2 separate regions of the Homo sapiens genome follow, and region 1 is linked to region 2. A link is a loop called in an ENCODE intact Hi-C map of the cell type or tissue named here. Cell type or tissue: dorsolateral prefrontal cortex. All regions are shown on one strand. Links, peaks and the distances in the headings refer to the core of each region. The heading gives the core; the rest is flanking DNA.

Region 1 (2,812 bases), core at 24-2,523, 87 kb after region 2:
CTGAAAAATGAAGATCACAAAGACCTAAGAAGGTTAAGTGACCAGACTTAATTCTAGACAACTGGAACCCAAGCCTGTTGATACACAGCTTATTGCCCTAGGTTTCTTTCCTCAAAGGCATCAGGAGGAAAATTAGGGGGTCACAGCAGGAAGCTCCCAGTTAAGCCAGTTAAGACTTGGCTGTCAAGAGCCCTGTGACTATCCTGGAGCTCTGAGTTCTGAGCTAGGTCCTTGGAATGGCAAGAGGTGACAGGTCACAGACCATGGCTTCTCTGGCTATAGGTAGCAGCATCTACACAGTCCATTCTAGATTCCCTGCTCAGCTTCCTGGCTAACTCACTCCCTGTTCCAGCAGTTCTGTGAGCTGGTCTATGCAGTGCCATCTCTGAGTTCAGCTCCAACCCAGTCAGCTCTATCTGTACTGCCTGTCTCCTCTGCCTTTCTGGAAAGTCTCCTAGGAGGCTGGTTCCTTTTGCAGACTCTAACCTTGCTTTCCTCCCTCACTTATTCAATAAATGTTTGCTGAGCACTTAATATAGGCTTTAGGCTGTGCTTCGCAGAACTCATGCACTAGTGGATGAGACAAAGCCCTAGCTAGAGAGTTGCATGACATATACCAGACTAGAGAGGTCTGGGAGGCTATGGGAGGCCAGGAGAGACCTAACTCAGCCTAGAAACCAGGCAAGTCTTCCTGAAGATGATATCTAGGTCAAGACCTTGAGTTTTAGCAGGAGCTAGCCAAGTAGAACACTTGTAATTATCCATTCTCCCCTTCTTCCTTACCAATAGCAGTGTCCCTGGTTAGAAATATTTGCCCCACCCCACCCCCAGGCTCTTGGAGTGCCAGTGACATTCCATATTTTGTCCTGGGTGGTAGTTACAATGGATACATACATTTATTTACAAAAAAATCATTCAGCTGTTGTGCACTTTACCATAGGAACAGTATATTTCAATTTTAAAGGTAAATTAAAATTTTAAAAATATGTTTCCTCTCCAGGCTCCCTTGCACCAAACAATGATCACGTGACCCAAGACTGGCCAATCAGAAGTAAGAAAAATCTACTAGGCGGGGCTACATGGCAAGCTATAGTTTTCCTAACTAAGGAGATAGACTTGGCCTTTTGTCTGTCATCCATTTACCCTGTGTCCTTCCTGGAACATGGCTGCTGCCACTAGAACAGCCATCTGGTGTCCTTGAGGATTGTCTTAGTTGGGTTCCCCCAGAATAAATCTTGAGATGAAGAATCATATGACAGTGATGCTTTGGAAATGTTTCCAGGAAAAATGGCTATAGGAGTACAGAAGTTCACCAGGAAGAGAAGAAGCCAGTGAGGATGTGAAATCCAGTGAAGTCCCACAGGGCAGTTCTAGAAACAAGAAATGTTTCTATAGATGGAGCACATACATTCTCAGGTACTTCAGGTTCTCCCTGTGCGGAGCCATAGCAGGCTCTGGCAGCCTCAGGAAAGCCCCAGATACCAGCTGTCAGGAGGAAAAACATACCAGGAGCCTGTGTGCACAAAAGCGGTAAAGGATCCCAGAGGAGCTGTGGGCACGAATGAGTCACATAAGAATGGTGGAGGAGGAAGTGACAAGGAGCCTGGGTCTTCAGGGCTATTCATGAGCAGCTGTACCTACCCTGGCCTGCCAAAAAAAAAAAAAGTAAACTCTTCTCTAGTGAAGTCACTGTAATTCCGTTTCTGTTCCCGCAGCTAAGTTAAATTCTAACTGATATGCAGGGTAAAGAAAGGGCAGGAGGAGTTGTTCATGGAGAGGGAACAGCATGTGCTGGTCCTCATCTCAATCCTGAAAGGTAGGTGTTGTTCCCATTTTACAGATGAGGAAGATAAAGATCCAAGAGAAGTGCTTGGCCCAAGGTCACACACCAGTTTAGTGGCAAAGGCAGGATTCGAACCCAGTGTATTCATTATCTATTGCTGTGTAACAAGGTTTCACAAATGCAGCAGCTTAAAGCAACACACATGTATTATCTCACAGTTTCTATGGGTCAAGAACACGGGCACAGTTTAACTGGGTCTTCTGCTTCAGTTTCTCTGCTTCACGAGACTGCACTCGAGGGGTCGGCCATGGTGGGAGTCTCATCTGAGCCTCAATTAGAGAAGGATCCACTTTCAAATTCACAGGGTTGTTGGCGGAATGTCAGTTCCTTGAGGACTAATGAAGTGAATACCGCAGCTCCTGGCTGGTTGTTGGCTGGAAGTCCTCCTCATTTTCTTACCTTTCCCGCCTGGCAACTTGTTTCATCAAAGCCAGCTGGAAGTCACAACCTTAAGTAACCTAATCAGAGAAGTGACATCCCATCACTTTTGCCATATTCTGTTCATTAGAAGCAGCTCAGTAAGGCCTGTCCACACACAAGGGGAGGGGATTGCACAAGGGCATGAACACCAGGAGGCCGACATCACTGGGAGACATCTTAGAAGATGCCCGTCACATCCAGGTCTACTTAATTCCAAAATTTTCTGTATTTTCTGCAAAATCAAGCTTACTCTGAAGGTAAAACCCCATGGATTCCAATGACTAAACCTGGTCAGGGACTGAGGGAGAATTTGGGGGACAGACCATCCATGGTACATGAAGGACAGGGATGCCCCGTCCTTCCCACCCATAAGGCCCACCTTCCCACTCTTGTGGCTCACAGATTCCACCAAAACTTCATTTACCTCTCACTGTGTAATCTGGGGATGAAACCAGATCCTGGTTTCATTCTCTTCTGCCTTTGGGAAATAGGTCTGTCTTTTCTCTCAATTTTGGAAACCGTCTCTGCAGCTCCAGGGAAAACTCCTGA
Region 2 (2,812 bases), core at 214-2,713:
GAATGCACAGAGGGCCCACTAACCTCAAAGCCCTTCTTATTTTTTTTGTTTATTATTTTATTTTTTTTTCTAGCAGGTATTCTGAGCATCAGAAGCAGACAGTGATTGTCCAAGATCCTACAGAAAGTTGGTAGCACAGATGGGGCTACATAGAATATAATCTGCGAGAAGAAAATACAAAGTGTTCCTTGCTCCAGGACTCAAGATGTAATGAGTGTGGGTGTTGTAGACATTTCTTGGCTTCTAAGCATAAGAATGTCATTCCTATTTTGGGGGAATTAACCACATAAGCCCTGAAATCCAGAGGCTCTGCCACTTTTTATAACAGAATAGGAAAGTCTGGACACTTGTTTTCCCTGCCTCCACTGAGAGACAACCTTATGTGAGTACATGCCGTGTTCAGATCATCAGATGCACAAACTCTGGGCTGCACTTGGGAGCTAGTGATAGTAGGAGGTGAAGATTCATTTCTGGGGCAGTTACAGCAATGGCAGCTGTATTTGACTTCTCAGAAGAGAAATGGAAATGATGGCCCATGCATTGAAGAGCATCTGGCTTTGGCATATTGGCTGAGAGATGTGTAACCTCCATCTACTCTGAGGTAGCACCAATGAGCTCCACAAAGGCCAATATCTGACTAATTTTGACTGTGATTCTGCATTCAATGACTTCTTTGTTTTTGCCTTTTCTTTTAACTTGAATTTCTAGGTTTCCTAGTGGTTTTGTGAACCAGTCAGATACTTGTATTTTCACAGAGCCAAATAGACTTCTTTGAAATTAAGAAGAAAATAATTGGGCAAGTCTTGCTAGGGAATGGTGTGAAGAGTTCCTTGGATTACTCCAAACCAACAACCACAGCTGGTGAAAGTTATTTTTATTTTATTTCTTTTAGATTTTATTTTTATTGTACATATTTAAGGTATGCAACATGATGTTTTGATATACATATACATAGTTAAATGATTACTGCAGTCAAGCCAACTGCCATATCCATTGTGTGATATAGTTATCTTCCTGTTATTGTGAGAGAAGCACATAAATACTGTCTTAGCCAGTTTCCAGTAGATGATACTAAGAGTTGAGTGACCTGGTGGCTTCTCCTCTGGAATAGCAGTGTAAGGAGATCCATGGAAATACCCTCAAACCAAACAATCATACTTGATAAAAGTTATTTTTTAAAACAGCCACTTGAAGTCTTTGGGAATTGTCTTAAGTGCATACATTTATTTTTAAAACTCTACTAAACCTTGAAAGAACACAGAGTGTCTACAGCATTTGAGTCATAACCCACTCTATACTTTCTATATCCTAGCTCAATATGAGGGAAGCTTCACTCAGGGCACATCTAGCCAAGTAATGGGAGAGTCTCTTTCCTCTCACTTCCCTTTAAAGGGTTATGATATCTCACCAGAGGCAAAAGGTTGCCAGCATCTCTCAAACCCATTCCAAGGTTGTATTGCAGAGATTCCAGGTGAGTGTGATGAAGAGGTACAGAGCTCCATTCTTCCACCCAACACTACTTGTAGTGGAGAGGTTCTATCCCAGGCATTGTAGGTCAAGAATGCTGAGACCCCCATAGCCCTCGGCACAGCTCATTTGCCAGGCAGAATTTTCATGCCAGTGAATGCCTGCCAACAACATCAGAGGATGTTCTGGCTCATGGTCAGAGCCCAGTTGGTAAAGCAGGGCTGTCACTCTGAGAAAAGTGAACCACTCTTTCCAAAACAGCTCCTTAGAAGGAACTCAGTGATTTTCCAAAAGTGAGAGGCAGGCTATAAGAATAGAGAGCTCCAAAGTCCTCCCTAAGGAACTGACAGTATTAGGAACAGAGTATAAGGAATATCCAGCCTAACGGCGCTCTTAAAAACTATGGAGACCGGGCGTGGTGGCTCACGCCTGGAATCCCAGCACTTTGGGAGGCCAAGGCAGGCGGATCACGAGGTCAAGAGATCAAAACCATCCTGGCTAACATGGTGAAACCCTGTCTCTATTAAAAATACAAAAATTAGCTGGGCATGGTGGCATGCAACTGTAGTCCCAGCTACTCAGGAGGCTGACGCAGAAGAATCACTTGAACCCAGGAGGCAGAGGTTGCAGTGAGCCAAGATTGCGCCACTGCACTCCAGCCTGGCGACAGAGCGAGATCCTGTCTCAAAAAAAAAAAAAAAAAAATGGAGATTTTAGTGGGTTTTAGTGATAAACAATGAAGAGTAAGTTGGAAGCCCATGAGATAAAAATCCAATGATTAATGAAATTGAACATACCAACTGATAAAGTAAGCATTTGAGGTTTTCCAGGAAAATATTGATGATAAATTGTCATGGGAGAGTTACCCATGACACATTTTAATTCCACCAAAATTATCACAAAAATATGTCAACATAATTAGAACATACATTAATGGTGAGAAAATGCACACATCTCAATGGAATAAAAGATAAACTCAATGCCTTTGAGAATTTTACAAATGATAAGGGCAGAATTCCACATCACTTAAGAAATGTTAGTAATTCAGCGAATGATGTTTAGACTGATTACCGGCAATTCAAGGAGTAAATACTGGATTTCCACTCCACCCATTATTTCAAAGTACGTTTTAGGTGGTCAAGGATTTAAACATAAAGATCGAACTATAAAAGTATTCAAAGTAAACATGAGACAAGTTTTGTAGAATATTTACACGTGAATGATTTTCTGAAGTAAATTAATATCATTAACTACAAGCAAATAAAAAGTTTTACAGGGAAAATCATGCATACAGTAAGAAAACAGAAATTTTTAAAATGTATAAACACATATGGTGGGAATAGAG

Evidence for each region. Hi-C counts contacts between places; a loop is a spot of excess contacts. Peaks named below come from ENCODE experiments on the same cell type or tissue, not always from the same donor. Only the 100,000 strongest peaks of a DNase experiment are listed, where the experiment ranks them.
Region 1: it touches region 2 in a loop (13-fold over the local background); 1 of 110 quality-filtered maps calls a loop at or near these places.

The regions. Positions count from the first base shown.
Region 1 is chr20:45,103,749-45,106,560 of GRCh38, reverse strand. No RefSeq gene overlaps it. Among named protein-coding and RNA genes, the nearest start is that of KCNS1, 4.0 kb to the right of the region's middle. In dorsolateral prefrontal cortex, for the core only: no CTCF peak of the experiment used is centred there; a DNase peak (open chromatin) is centred at 1,519; H3K27ac peaks cover 2,000 bases.
Region 2 is chr20:45,190,982-45,193,793 of GRCh38, reverse strand. No RefSeq gene overlaps it. Among named protein-coding and RNA genes, the nearest start is that of LINC02597, 12 kb to the right of the region's middle. In dorsolateral prefrontal cortex, for the core only: no CTCF peak of the experiment used is centred there; DNase peaks (open chromatin) are centred at 455 and 1,625; H3K27ac peaks cover 2,404 bases.